2 separate regions of the Mus musculus genome follow, and region 2 is linked to region 1. A link is a loop called in an ENCODE intact Hi-C map of the cell type or tissue named here. Cell type or tissue: heart. All regions are shown on one strand.

Evidence for each region. A loop is a pair of places that touch in the nucleus more often than their neighbours do. Peaks named below come from ENCODE experiments on the same cell type or tissue, not always from the same donor. Only the 100,000 strongest peaks of a DNase experiment are listed, where the experiment ranks them.
Region 2: a loop joins it to region 1, with 2.3 times the contacts of the local background. A loop is called at or near these places in 2 of 42 quality-filtered maps.

The regions. Positions count from the first base shown.
Region 1 is chr2:129,081,524-129,089,523 of GRCm38, reverse strand. It overlaps Ttl (tubulin tyrosine ligase), which reads right to left. Exons shown (of 7, transcript NM_027192.2): 5 at 7,281-7,550; 6 at 387-530. Among named protein-coding and RNA genes, the nearest start is that of Gm46764, 15 kb to the left of the region's middle. In heart, a CTCF peak has its summit at 4,361 (motif pointing right); no DNase peak of the experiment used is centred here.
Region 2 is chr2:128,860,751-128,868,750 of GRCm38, reverse strand. It overlaps Fbln7 (fibulin 7), which reads right to left and starts at 4,819. Exons shown (of 8, transcript NM_024237.4): 1 at 4,604-4,819. The coding sequence starts at 4,678. In heart, a CTCF peak has its summit at 4,924; a DNase peak (open chromatin) is centred at 4,820; H3K4me3 peaks cover 1,016 bases; H3K27ac peaks cover 556 bases; H3K27me3 peaks cover 2,684 bases.

The DNA of each region.
Region 1 (8,000 bases):
GTGGTGGTGTTATTTTTATTGTTATTTGCGGGCAGGATCTCATTCAAACATCTTGGGCACAGGCTTACTGTATAATCCAGTATGGCCTTGAACCCACAGTGATCCTCCTGTCTCAGCCTCTCTAGTACTAAGATTACAGGTCTAACCTACTATACCCAGCTTAGTTTTAATTGAAACCCTGGTAGCACAGAACCACAGGGAAATGGCTCAGCTAAGCCCCTCCCACCAGGCAGGGCTGCCATGTTGATCATGTCTACTAAAGGACTCCCCTCACTGTGACAACGTTTTCCTGACAGCAACCAAAGGTCCATGCTTGAACCTGTCAGATTACCCAAGGTGTACACCCAACTTCTGGTCGTCAACACAGGCAAAGGGTTTGGGCTTACTGGGCACACGCTGGGGCGCCGTTGACTTCAATGAGCCAGACCTTCAGCTCCTCGTCCACCATGAAGTCAAAGCCGAGGAGCTGGAAGCTCTGGTAAGGGAGGTGTTTGGTGCTGATGGCGGGCTCCACACTCATGAGGCAGCTCCTGGGAGGAGGAAGGAACACATAAGGCTATGCCGATCAGAAGATCCTATACCAAGTGTGCATAGGAATCGGCTTCAACTTAATAGTCTTTTTAAATTGATGAATTTACCAACAGATTATTCAAGAGAAGGCTACTCATCAAACGAATTGTTAGGTATGCATACAATCGCCCCTGTTCCAGGTCAAAGCTGCTAGCTCAGGCCCCACTACAGGCAATTCAGTACCAAGTCACTATGAATCTCCATCAGTGCAGATGTCACTAGCTGTTGCTGCTGCTGTTTGTGAGAATTACCAATGGCCAGTGAGCCCCAGATATCTGCTTGTCTCTGCATCCCCAGTGCTTGGGTTCCAAGCCACCACACGAGGCTCTATTAGACATGCGTGCTGGGGATGAACTGGGTCCTCATGCTGAAATGACTTTATCAACCAAGCCATCACCCTAGACTACATTCATGTATTTTGACATGTGAAGAGTAGACTGGCACTTGGTAAAGCAGAAGTTGCAGAGAGAATGCTGGGCATGGGGGCTGGAGAGATGGCTCAGCAGTTAAGAGCACTGGCTGCTCTTCCAGAGGTCCTGAGTTCAATTCCCAGAAACCACATGGAGGCTCACAACCATCTGTGATGGGATCCAGTGTCCTCTTCTGGTGTGTCTGAAGACAGCTACAGTGTATTCATATACATAAAATAAAAATATACATAAAAAAAGAGAATTCTGGGCAGCATTGATTTCTCTTGCTAGCTCCAGATTTTCTGCCAACTACTGCTAATGGAACATTTACAAGTATTCAAATTAAATATTGAAATCTATGACAGAATTCTTGTTAGCACCAACTACTTTTTTTTTTAATTAAAAAAGTTTAATAACACAGAAAGGAGTAAACATTGAGACTTCAAGCATACTGAAGAAACAGAGGAGGTCTAAAGACAGGCCAGGTCTATTGTCACACTACCCTCAACATGCCCAATCTTGTCTAAAAACAGGCCACAGTCTTAGACATTTGTTTTTGAGGTCTGGTCTGGCTATATAGCCCTGGCTGGCCTAGTACTCACCAGGTTTATCTTGAACTTGATGGCAACCCTCAGATGACTCCAGAGGGTTATAGATGTATACTACTACATTTTCAAATGAATTTCCTAAGCCAGCTTTGTTTCCTTATCTACAAAGTCAGGAGAAATAGTAGCTACTCCCACCTAGCATTTAGACTGTTCATAGAGATAAGATATTCAATGTGACCTCTAAGTAGTGCTGACTGTCCAGAAACTCACAAATAGACCTCGAACTCTACAGAGATCCTCCTGCCTCTGGCTCCCTAATACTGGGATTAAAGGCCTATGCCACCAGGCCCAGCTAAATGTGTATGCAGCCCAGGCTGGCCTTGAACTCATGATCCCCCTGCCTCTGCCTCCTTCAGCAAACATTGTGTCTCCACAACCAGATCTAGGCATCATTTAATAAATTTAATAAACATTGTTCTTATGAACTAGCACACCATTGATTCTTTACCATTGATGCCAATAAACACACATATATTACTTAGGAGTTAAAAAGACTAGTAAGGTGGGGAAATGGGGACAGGGTGAGTATAGCCATAGTACGTTATCAGCATGTATGAAAGTGCCACCATATAGTTTCATTTTGTAGCACCAACACCTGCTGATAACCCATGTCTAATGGCACATCTGTGACCCTGGCACTCAAGAGGCTGAGGAAGAAGGAATCTTGAGTTCAAGGACAATCTGGATTATGTAAATTTTTTTTATCTCAAAACAAACAATGAGCTGGAGAGACAGCTCAGCAGATAAGAGTGCTTGTTGTTCCTCTAGAGGACCCAGGTACAGTTCCTAGCAGCCATACTGGGGCAGCTTACAGCAACCTGTTAACTCTGGCTCCAAGAGACATAATGCCCTTTCCTGGCCTTAGCCAGCAACTGCACACACATGGGATACACAGACAAATGAAAAAAAATTTTTAAAAAAACCAAAACAAAATAAAACAAAAAAACCCAACAGCACTCAGGGTGACAGAGGCAGGTGGGTCTCTGAGTCTGAGGCCAGCTTGGTCTATAGAGTGAGTTTCAAGTCAGCTAGGACTACACAGAGAAACCCTGCCTAACAAACAAACAAAACCTCACAAACAAAACCAGGCATGGGAGAGGTAAGAAAGAACACTCTATTAAACATTTTAAAGCGTTTTCTCTATGAAAAAGTACTTTAAGCGAAGTTTTTTGCTTTTGTTCTTTGTCATTGTTTTGGCTACAGAATCTCATGTAGCTCTGGTTGCCTGGAACTCTCTATGTGGACAAGGCTGGCTTCAAACTCAGAGATCCACCTGCCTCTTCCTTCCAAGTGCTGGGATTAAAGATATCCAAGAATGGACTCATCGAGGAGAATTCTGAGGGCTTGTGAGAAAACACCAAGAAGACAAGAGTCTCAATTTACTCAAAACCCACGAGTATTCTTGGACTATGGTTTCCTGCTTCTCCCAGGTGTAGCAGATAGGAGTGAGTTTACATTAGATTATACGTTACATCTGGCTATTGTTATTTGTTTATATGCCTCTATGGAAAAGCATGTTTTCCCCTCGTGCGACTTGTCCTTGTGACTGTACATGAAAAAGTATAAGGTAAAAGCAAAATTCTAGGCCTTTAGACCCAGGCTTGAGAATGTGACCTCTGTGACTCAATGCTCCAAGGTATGCTAATCATAAAACAGATAGCGACATTCCTCCATCCACCCTCTTCCTGGGTTCATGGAGTGTTCACTCAAAGAAAGTCACCCTGACCCACCCTGACCATTGCTGGAACCCACTATGCAAAGGTGCTTTTGTTAGGGGCTCTTAGAAACTGTCTTGAGAAATAACCCCCACAATTACCTGGTATCCCTTGTGACTCTTGTGACTTTGCACTTCCTTGTGACTCTTAACTGGTATTTTTGGTATTTTCCAACAATGCCCTCCCCACCTCCTTGAGTTGTGGTTTCTTCCTTTAAATACCCCCTTACCCAGCTACTCGGGGCGCTACTGTCCTCTACCCCTGCGTGGTGTATGACTGTAGGCCCAAGAGCGCTCTTGAATAAAAGTCCTCTTGCAGTTTGCAGCAAGACCGTTTCTCGTGAGTGATTCGGGGTGTCGCCTCTCCTGAGTCAGAACGTGGGGGAGTCCTCACATTGTGGGTCTTTCATACACTCTATTCAGGTGACTCTTCTCAACCCTCACAGTATAAATTGTCTGACGTGCTGAAAAGAGCTGACTGTAGCATGAGATGTAAATCTGCCCACGTGTCTGTTCCACTCTCCTCGATTCTGGTGCCTCAAGATTGATAAACACACCACCACACCTTGCTCATTTAAAAGTGTTTTGATTAAACTATATTTAAACAATGTAATTTTCTAAAAGGAATTATTTATTTTATGTATACGAGTACACTGTAGCTATCTTCCGACACACCAGAAGAGTGCATCAGATCCCATTACAGATGGTTGTGAGCCACCATGTGGTTGCTGGGAATTGAACTCAGGACCTCTGGAAGAGCAGTCAGTGCTCTTAATCACTGAGCCATCTCTCCAGCTCCCTAAAACATAATTTTTAAAAGTCAGAAGTTTAGTGAAAGGGGAAACAACAGGAAAGGCTAAAAAGGCAAGTGGTGCAATCTGACCCACACACCACACCTTTTATCTGCTAGGAGGTCAGGATGAGTAAGGGCTTTCATTGACTGAAGCTGCAGGCAGTGCACCTTTTTTTGACTATAGTGGGAGCCAGCAGGAGGTTGGCTGGGGAAAAAGAGAACCTGATGGTTGTGAGCATCATTCAGGAGAGCACCCCTGCACTTCAGGTAACAGCCAGCAGGGGGCGCAAAAGTGCCCAATAAAAGGCTCCTAGAGTGGGGATTCCTTCTGCATATTTTATTTTCTCTTGTAGGAATTCTAACCATCCTATAATTACCAGACCTATAACTAAATCTATAACTAAAGTATAGGTCTGAAACGTAAGAAACAAGAAGGAAAACAAAATGAAAGATGAGCAAAAATAGGTGGTGGTTGTTGTTGTTGTTGTTGTTGTTGTTGTTGTTGTTGTTGTTTGAGACAGGGTTTCTCTGTATAGCTCTGGCTGTCCTGAAACTCACTCTGTAGACCAGGCTGGCCTCGAACTCAGAAATCCGTCTGCCTCTGCCTCCCGAGTGCTGGGATTAAAGGCATGCACCACCACGCCCGGCTGAGCAAAAATAAAATACAAGGCATAAAACCCAGATGTCTATCAACTGCTGAAGGCACACAGTTTGTAATAGTCACATAATGGAATAACACATAGTAATAAAGAAAGAAACTAGTGCTTTGCAGATAAATATAGCAATATGGTGTCAACAAGAGCTGAACTTAAAACAGGAGCCATAAGTAATTTCATTTAAAATGAGCACCCATAACTCTATAGACATAAACATGGGAAGGAAAGGCTACCTTTGTCAAGGAATCATATTTTAAGGGAGCTAAAAGGACTCTCTGAGGATGCTGGATTTATTTTCTTTCTTATTTTCTTTCTTTCTTTCTTTTTTCCTTTCTTCCTTCCTTCCTTCCTTCCTTCCTTCCTTCCTATTTACTTATTTTGGAGGCAGAGTTTCATTATATAAATTTATTCATTTATTTATTTTGGGGACAGGGTCTTAAAATATAAATTTATTTATTTACATATGTATTTTTACTTATTTGGGGGCAGGGTCTCATTATATAAATTTACTTACTTATTTTGGGGGCATGGTCTCATCCTATAGCCCAGGCTAGCTGAAGCCCTCAACCCCTACTGATTTAGCTCACCAGATACTGGGTTAAAAGGAGTTTGCCTGAGCTGGAGAGATGGCCCAGGGTTGAGAGCACTGACTGCTCTTCTTTTTTGTTTTGTTTGTTTTTAAGATTTATTTATTTATTATGTATATAGTGTTCTGCTTGCATTATCTGACTGCAGGCCAGAAGAGGATATCAGATCCCATTACAGATGGTTGTGAGTCACCCCATGTGGTTGCTGGGAATTGAACTCAGGACCTCTGGTAGAGCAGTGCTCTTAACCTCTGAGCCACCTTTCCAGCCCAATAAATCTTTTTTTTTTTTTTAATTCAATGGGGCTGTCAGTACTTTGGGCTGGCACAGGCAGTAGGCACAGCTTCCCACTGTCACCCTCAGCAGTCTCAGAGGGTTCCTTAGACTTTGTTTCCCTTGACTCAGACCAAACTGGAATTGTGCTGCCAATGCAAAAAAAAAAAAAGAGGAAGTTTGCTTAAATACCTTAGATCATTATTTGTTTCAAGGTTAGGTGCCTATGAGCAGAACTCAGAATTCACTGAGTCATACGTCAGTGCAGTATACTTCATTTTTAAAAATTACAAGATTTCGTAACCTACAATAAAGAGTACTGGCGGTAAAATGCTACTCCTAGGTATACTAAGAAACGAATCAAAAGGAAAAAAGACAATAGAAGCGAACTTTTAGTCAGGAGCAGGTAAACACAAATACACGATGACTATTAAATATAAGATACGCACACAGGGTCCCTAGAGCTAGCTGCCCTGCTAGAGCAGTTGAATCAGTATGCTCTGGGTTCAAGTGGGAGACCTCAGTATAGAAGGTGCAGGCTGGGCTCCACCCATTCAAGCACACATGTGAACTCACACACGTGCACAGGAACCTACACATACACGTGTGAGCACACATATCCACACCTGAAAATATAAATGGATATCAACATAAAAGTGAAACCAAGGGGCTGGTGAGATGGCTCAGTGGGTAAGAGCACCCGACTGTTCTTACGAAGGTCCAGAGTTCAAATCCCAGCAACCACATGGTGGCTCACAACCATCTGTAATGAGACCTGAGACCCTCTTCTGGAGTGTCTGAAGACAGCTACAGTGTACTTACATATAATAAATAAATAAATCTTTAAAAAAAATGTTTAAAAAAAAAAAAAAAAGTGAAACCAAACAATGCCCCGATGGCCATAGTGGAATTAAGAAAAATCTATTGGCCGGGTATGTTGGCACACGCCTTTAATCCCAGCACTTGGGAAGTAGAGGCAGGTGCATTTGTGAGTTCAAGGACAGCCAGGGCTACACAGAGAAACCCTGTCTCGGAAAAAAAAAAAAAAAAAAAAAAGAAAGAAAAATCTACCAACATGTGGGCAATAAGCAAAATATTTTAAATCACACTGGCAGGATGTAAGCATCAAGGAAAATAAAAAGATTTTGATACGATAGAAATATAAATATAGCCCCATATAATCTGTGGAAAGCAGAAGAAAAGTTGAGACATTGCATGGTTTGTTGTTGTGTTTGTCTGTCTGTCTGTCTTTCTTCTTTACTTTTAAATAAGTTTATAATTTTGTATTAGCCTCAAATCGATTATCCAAACGTTCACCTTAAATAACTAGTGGAAGAAAGACAAATTAAATTTCTCAAAGGACAGGAGGAGATAACAAAAATGAGGAGAAACAGAGAAGATGGTCGATAAGAGCCAAAGTTGATCTTTTAAAAAAGATTTAATCTATCCAAGTAAACTAGAGAGAAGATGTGAATTACCAAAACCGAGAAGAAATGAAGTGATGTTCTCACAGATATATTCTACAGACTGTAAAGTGAAAATACAGGACAATTACAAATGTTCTCTGCCCATAAATCAGACAGCTTAAGGAGGACAATCTCCCAAAAGGTGTAAACACCCCAAGTGCCTTCAAGGGGAAACATAAACCCGAGGGGTACAACGAACTTACCTTATTATGTGTTTGATTTGCAGCAAAATGCTACTTTCTAAGGTGATGTTCAGAGCGCTGGTTAGGTACTGATTGAACTCTTCGAAGAACATTTCATTCCCTTCTTCGTATTTCCCATAGTTCTTTGAGTACTCTTTCTGAATGCAGTGATTGGTCAGATGGCAGGTCTTATCTTGGAAATTATCAACATGATATGGTTCTGAAGCAGTTCGAAGCACACCCTCTCTATAGAGGTAGATGTTATACTGATGGTCAACCAGGACCCAGCTTCTGTAAGCCAACACATAGTCTTATTCAGATACCAGGATTTTATACATAACCTTAACACCTTGATTTATTATCTATCTATCTACCCATCCGTCTATCTATCTATCTATCTATCCATCCATCCATCCATCCATCCATCCATCCATCTAATCTATCTATCCATCTATCTTTCAGATAGAGTCCTTTGAGACAGTCCATCCATCCATCCATCCATCCATCCATCCATCCATCCATCCTGGCTGGGTTAGAGACTTCCTTTGAAGATATCTGCCTGCCTCTACCTCCTGTGCCAGGATTAAATGTGTGTGCAACCACCTGGCACACACCTTGACCATTTGTAGGGATGGTACGGCATAGAAAAGGAGAAGGTTTTAAAGTTATATGAGGCAAATCATAAGTTAGCCAAAATAATGGCTTATCCGCATAATGAGGCAAATGAAGCATTTCCCCATA
Region 2 (8,000 bases), 220 kb after region 1:
TTCATACACGTGCCACCAATGTGTGGCTGAGCTCAGAGGCCAAGGTTTAGGAGTCAGTTCTCTCCTTCTCCTGTTTGGGTACCAATCAAAGTCACACTGTCAGGCTTGGCAGCCAACTGCTGAGCATCTAACAGCCCTCACTCTAAAACTGTTAATGAAAAAAAAAAACAAAGAACCTAAAAGAGGCAAAACAATTTTGAAAAGTAATAATAAAGATGAAAACCTCACTTTCCCCTTCAGTAAATATCTAATAGTATATGCATGAGTGTGCATGTGCACACACACACACACACACACACACACACACACACACACGGAAGTGAATAAAGACGTTTTTGAAAAAAGATAGTATACTGTTGATGCAGAAAAAAAAATCTCACGTTCATAAGAGGCTAGGCTTTGCTAAGGCAACTCAATGATAATTTAGTAGCGTTTCCATAAATACCATTAGAATATTTGAATATCACCATGCAAAGCTGTGATCTTCCACTTAAATATCATACTATTAAAGGAAGTTCAAAATGGATCATAGTAAAAAGTAGAAAGCTATGAACATTTTAGAGGAAAACAGAAGGAAAATGTTTTGTCTTTGGGATTAAGCCAAAGGTTCTCAAATTTAATTACTAAAATTCTGGCCAATGAATAGGACTTCATTGAACTTTTCTCTACAGAAGACACCCAGTGGGGAGTGGCTGTGCACACCTGACTACAGCACATGAGAGGTAGAGACAGTCAGGCTTAGGATTTCAAGTCCAGTCTTAGCCGGAAGCCAGCCTGGGCTACATGAGATCATTGTCTTTGAAAGAAAAGAAAAAAGCAGTTCAAAGAAGCTACAAACTGAGAACAGATTTTTAATTCGCTTGTATTTAGAATCTGAAAAAAAAAAAATAAAAGCTCCAAACTGAACAAGAATAAAGACAAATCCATTGGGCAAGTGGCCTTGGCAGCCCATGACTATATCCGGGCTACTGGGGAGGGAAGGGAACCTACAAATTGAACATGTGACCTCCATCTCACAAACAAAAGCAAAAGGAGGATGGCTTGAATAGGTGATTGACTCAACTATTCATGTGGCCACCAGCACCCAAGAAAAGACCCCATAGCATTTGCCAGTCGTTAGGGAAACAAACGCAAGTCTTACAGAGATTGCACTAGACACCTGTTGCAATGATTTGGGGGTGAAACCCTAGTAATGTTACTATTGGCAAGGAAGCAGAGCAGCTGAGTCTCTCCTTAGGTAGCTGGTGGGGCATAGCAGCTATAAAATCGAGTTTGAAAATTCCTTGCAATATTAAACATTCATTTTCCATTTGATTCAGCAATCCCTCGCCTACATATTCATACTGGAGAAAAGAAATTTATATTATGCAAAAATCTATGCAAAGCTCTTTTAAAAAAGTGTGTGTGTGTGTGTGTGTGTGGTGTAGCTCATCCAGATTTTTATGTGTGCTCTAACGATCAAGCTCAGAGCATCAGCTCTGTGTAGCAAATGCTTCTCTCTACTGGCCAGCTCCCTTCTCTGATCCATGATGATTTATAGAGTTTGCTCATGATAGGCAAACTCTAGAAATGACACTAAGGCGTTGTTCTATAGGTGAACTGATAAAGTGTGCTTGTCCCTACATTAGATAGTATTTGGCAATACAAAAACAACAAGCTGGTTTTGCTCAGTGTTTTGTCACAGCACTAGATGTCAACTAGAGCACCACCATTACAAACATGCTTCCACCCACATGTACACATGAAAACACAGTTATGTCCTCTGACATATGTACATAGAGATACACTCACTAGCACATCCATACTTACCCTGTAGTACTCAAATACTTTGACACATGGGCATGGGTGCACGCACAACCATGCATTCATATACAAATGAAATAACACACACAGACAAAACCATGCATTCATATACACATGAAATAACACACACATACACACACTAGCACACACACACACACACACACACACACATACTAACACACATTCCCTCACATACCATGACATACGCATATATGCACACTCACCTTCATCACACACAAGGCAATTGTGAATCCACAGACACATGCATGCATAGACTCACACACACAGACACACACCTATAATGTCACTCTTAGGTGCCACAAAAGTCAGCAAAGTGGGAACATTTAGAGACAGAGAGGAACCCCAGACAGGGCTTCTCCGGGGCAGCTCACACTGGCTCCACTTGGAGGCCCACTGGCCTCTGCCAATGAAGTCCCTTGCCCATCCTAGCCCATCTCCTAAATAAAAGAGATGATCTGGAGGGTAATTTCCATCCTTACTGCTTGCCAGCAGGTCTCATCTCAGATGGATCTGAGAACCTTGGGGTCTATACTGTCTGGTAGACTCCAGGTACACCACGTTACTTGAGGTCCTTGTGAGTTCCATACTGTGTCCACTGAGAATTCCTCTGACCCCAAACTTTTCTTGGGCTGTAACTGACTCCACTTTGTGACTCTGAGAGTTGGGATTGCTCTGGGTCTCAGGTGTCTTTTCTAGAGAGATTAGCCCTACCTGAGGTGCAGCCTGGACTAACCGAACCAGAGTCATTGGAGGTAAAACTGGCATCAGAATTTCTAGAAGTTCCTTGGGTTGTCATGCATAGCCAAGATCTGCCTAGAGACTGTCTGACACTGGCCAGTGCTGATCTGCCCTTCAGGGGTCCATAGCAGGAAAACAGAGGCAGAGTGAAAAGCTATGTGAGCAGGAGGTCAGCACGGTTCTGGGAAGATGTTATTCTCAGAGCAGAGCTCTGAAGGATGACAAGGAAGAAGGTAACACAGGCTTCCAATGTGCTTCGTTCCTCTGCTTCCCAGCCTGGAGCTGGAAGGATGGGGGAGCCCCAACCATTCGCTGAAGGTCAGTTTAACTAGAGCAAACATGGGTGTCTGGTCCTTTAGCCTCCTCTGGTTTCACCTACAAATGTTTTGCAGATAAAGAAGGCTATGCTTGGCGTCGAGGGGCTGAGAAAGCCTGGCCAGGGCACGGCAGGGATTGGATCTTAGTGTCGCAAGAGCATGTTCAAAGTGAGGCAAGCTCAGTGCTGCCTCTGCACCAGATTACCAGTTGCCCTAATCTCACTATTTCCCACCTCGCCCCGTGGGACAGATGCCCACCCACTATCACGAGATGATTGGTCTCCGGAACGTCTACTCTTCTCATGCCCTGCCCCTTTGCAGCCTGGGATGGGGGAGCCCAGTGGAGATGTATCTTCTGTGCTTCTGGCACTGGGCATGGGGTGAAGGTTTGGTTTGGCTTTGTAATCTGCAAAACTAGGGAGATCCCATTGCTCTGGTGGGTGGGCTCACAGTAGCCCCAGGCTGGGTCCTGGCCATTTGGCTGTTGAGCAACTTCCTGTGACTCCCACTCATTACCTTCCGCACTAACAGGAGCAGGTCTGATCTAAACCAAATTCTCCAGGCTCGGAAAGCCTTGCTGCACCCCAGGGGACTTCTCAGTATCCCCGGGGAAACTTGCCAGTGCACAGCAATTTAGCCCCAGAACATGGAGCATGGACAAAGATCAGGTCAGAGTCCAGTCAGAGAGGGAATTTATACCACTTCTTCCTGACTGGGTGGTCTTAAAGAAGGATCTGGACACTCAGCAGGCACCCAGCCTCCCTGCACATCCTGCAGCTGTTTATGCTGCTGTTGGCATGGTTGAAGAAGCTGCTTCAGGACTCTCGTTGAGGGACCTCTGTCTGCTGACACGCGTTTGATGGAAGCTGACCTGAACCTGACAATACAAAGTCTCTCAAATACATTTTTATTTACAGTCTCAATTTTAAAAGTCAGTTTCCAATGGTTAATAAAATAATAATAATAATACTTATTGTTGTTGTTGTTGTTATTGTTATAAAATCTAGCCAAGCAAATAAATCCAGTGGGATTTGGAGACGTAAATGTCAAAAAAAAAAGAGAAAGAAAGAAAGGAAGGAAAGAAGGAAGGAAGGGAGGGAGGGAGGGGGAGCGAGGGAGAGAGAGAGAGAGAGAGAGAGAGAGAGAGAGAGAGAGAGAGAAAGAAGGAGAGAAGGAGAGAAGGAGAGAAAGAGAGAAAGGGAAAGGGAAAGAAAAGAAAAGAAAAGACCCTGCTGTTCATATGGGTGTGTAAGAAAATATAATTGCAACTCTGAGGCTTCGGGTGCTCAGGATAGGACCACCTGAGGATCCATCAGGCCACTGGTAAGAATTTCTGAGAGTGGTTAGGGTGTGGTGGCAGCAAGAATATTTCAGTTAGAAACGTAAATGTTGGGTTTGGAGAGCACGAACATTCTCTAACAGAATTGGGCGGCCAGGTGTTCTCACCAAGACCCACAAAAGACCAGTGTCTCAGAAATCCTTGGGTAACTTTCCCGGGCTGGCGATTCCCACGCGGAGCCACCTTCTCCCGTTGGGCTGCAGCAGCCCAGGTCGCCTGCAATGACAGATGGAGGACCCCGCTCCTCTCTCCATCAACCAAACCCCAGCCCTAGACTCCGCTCCAAGTCCCAACTCCAGCACAGGAGTGGAGCATGGCATGCCCTGGCCTCGGCGCTACCTCCTTGGGAAGCGGGACTCCAAGACGCACTGCGGGGGACACTGACCTGGAAAGCCCGCGCTCCGGGGCTGGCGAGGAGCAGCAAGAGGAGGAAAAGCGCGCGCTGTGAGCCCGGTCCCATCTTGCCACTCACAGCCTTGCTGCTGGGGAAGGCAGGTCGCTGTTCTCTGGCCGCAGTGCGCGGGTCCCTTGCAGCTTCCAAGGCCACTAGTCCGCAGCCGCCTGCACGGGACTGTCCCGACGACGCGGGGAGGCGCCAGCCCTGTGGCGGAGGCGAGAGAGGAGGAGCTGTGGAGCCTGGAATGCGCCTGGGAGCTCGCCCAATCCTCTGCTCTGGGAAAAGAACGGGTGCGACGCCTCGCGACCAAGGGTGGCCAGTGTCCACCCTGGGCTGCCCCACTGTCCGCAGTCCCCACTGCCCGCCGGGAGAGACCTAGGCCCCTGCCAACTACACGCGGCTGATTGATGAGCCAAATTTAGGACTGTCCCACTTCAAAGCCCACATAAGGACATCTTCCTCTAGGACAACAGAGAACAGGGTTAGTATGGCAGAAAGATGGCCTTCATAAATTGGACCAGGTTAGACCGTCTCTTCTTAAACCGTGGGCCGAAAAAAATGGGAGCTGAGTTACTGATTTTAGCAAATGGTGAGGCACGAAACCAAAAATTAATTCAAAATCAAATATAATGAATCCAAGGTATCCTTGGTCTCCATAACTGCTACTGGTCAGATGTCCAGGGGCACCACGGGAATGATCACACACGCACACACACACACACACACACACACACACACACCTAGGACACTTGGCTCAGATCTCAGACTAACTTATGTTACGAAATGAAGTGGTTTTACTGTACACGCTAAGTTTTTTGCTACTTTGTACTACTTACTTATATGAGGTGGTGTGCTCCGTGTGACAATTTTATAACCAAACAATCAATTTAGGGGGGGAAAAAAGTCAAAACTGCTTCTTATTCTTCAATATCAAATATTCAGCCAAGATTTAATTCTTCATGTAAAAATTAATAAAGCATATCAAATTTCCTTTAATTTTAATAAAGGATAAAATTATATTTATAGCAAATAATTACTTTAAAATAAATTTATGATTTATTACCAGTACGTGTTTGATCTGTACACTTCTTCATGTGCCTGAATTCCTAAGGTTGCAGAAATATTTCTCAGTGAAAAGAGACTGAGAGCAAGAAGTTTAAAGGGCTCTGAGTTAGACTAAGTCACCCTTTGGACAACTCTGCCAGTTTTTAAATCAATTCTCCCTAGGGCTTTTGGAAGGCGCGTGCTCAGTGACTAAGTTAAGAGGGCGCATGCTCAGTGACTAGGTTAGGAGGGCGCATGCTCAGTGACTAAGTAGGGCACATGCTCCGTGACGAAGAGTCTACAGCCTTCCTTCTAGTTTTCCGTCTGTTTCCCAAGGGTTTAAAGTAAAGGCCCAGCTACAGAACACGCCTGGGGTCTAGTTAGGTAACAGCCCTGTGACAGGCATGGAATTGAGGTTCCTGTACTCAGGCTATGAGTGAACCAGATGTCTCGGACCTCTCTACTCCTGGAAAACGTAATTTAGTTCTCCCTGCAAGGACATTTTGTGAAGCTCACTCTTCTGTATGGAATGGTTCTGAGCTGCTTTAGATGGAAAGCAGAAGGCAAGCCGAGAGTCCTCTCTTGGCCTGTTAGAGATGCTATAACAAAGTACTCCAGACTAGGCAGTGTACAAACAATACAATGTGTGCCGCGAGGCTCTGCAAGCTAGGTTCAAGATCAAGGCATCCACAGGCAGAACTGATGTCCGTAAAGTTTACTTCATCCTCACTTGTGGGAACAGACAGGAGATCGATAAGGATTCCGGCGTGGGGTGGTGGTGGTGGTGGTGGTGGGGGAGACAGGGTTTCTTTATGTAGCTCTGGCTGTACTGGAACTTGGTCTGTAGACCGGCTGCCCTTGAATTCAGAGATCCTCCTGCTTCTGCCTCCCAAGTGATAGGATTAAAGACATGTGCCACCAGCAGCAGCATGAGGTCTCTTTTGTAAGGACACTATAGTTATCTAATTCAGAAATATCCTAAGGTGACATCTCATCACACTACCATACTGAGGAAGGAGTTTAAAATATGACCATAGCCAGTTCCCTGGAAAGCATGGAGCACTGGGCACTGGGCATGGGACCTACCGGCCACCCAAGGATTGGCTATCCAACAAATACCACGGAGCTGTTTCCTCCCATCCATTGCATCGAGCAAAGTCCATGTCCTTGTGCTTTGAAAGTCTTGCTGAGAGACCCAGTCAGAACACTGCATGTCACTGTCCAGGTAGAGAGGAAAGGACAGCTGCCAAACCAGGGTAGCCCTTAGAGATGGTGGGTTTCTGTGTCAGTCTCCAATGTGTCTGCTGGCTATGAGAGAGCCACCCGTTTCCTGGCTGGGCTTGCCTCTCCTGTGAATGAAAGCTTTCATTCTATTCGGAGCGGCTATTTATTTTGACTTTTAATCTACCCCGTATTTACATGGCAACTTCCAAGCACTCTTAGCGGTTCTGGTTCCATAGTGGACACTAGAGGCTGGGCGGATGTGAGCAAGCCCTCTTTTTTCTCCTTTTACCCCTTCCCCAATCATAAAGCTGAGACACACCAGATTTCTAAGAGGAAGAGAATGAAACAATGTGGGAGCTAATCTCCTTTGTCAGCTTGACTGGGTTTGAAATCACGTAGGAGACACACCTCCTAGGCTTGGCAAAGAGAGTGTGCCCAGAGAGTTTTAATTAGGAGAGATGACAGTTTTTGTTTTTTTTTTTTTTTTTCCATTTTTTATTAGGTATTTAGCTCATTTACATTTCCAATGCTATACCAAAAGTCCCCCTTACCCACCCACCCCCACTCCCCTACCCACCCACTCCCCCCCTTTGGCCCTGGCGTTCCCCGAGATGACAGTTTTTGAATGTGGGTGGCACCATCCCCTTGGCTGGGGGCCTGGACTGAGGAAGAGGTGGGAAAGCAGAAGCCAGATGAGCTCCAAGTCTTCTCCACCATGCTGGACTCAATCCATGAACCCAGAGAAGCCCTTCTTCCACACCTGCTCCTCTGGGGGCAAGGACAAACACAGTTTTTTTAATGAAAGAAACTGTTCTAGGAACCGAGGGTGTAGCGCAGTTGGTAGAATCCTTGATTGATGTTAGTGAAACTTGAATTGGATCTTCAGCACTGCATAAGCCACTGGAAGCACTCACCTATAGTAACATTACTTGGGAGGTGAAAGCAAGACTGCAAAGGAAGAAGAAGAAAGTTGAATCTTAATTTTTACTAATATTCTATCCATGTAGATCAGAGACATACTCCTGTGTCATTATTAAAGTACTGGACACCTTTTTCTTTGGACACAGGAGCTCTCATTGGTCTGGGACTTGCCAAATAGGCTAGGCTGGTTGGCCCC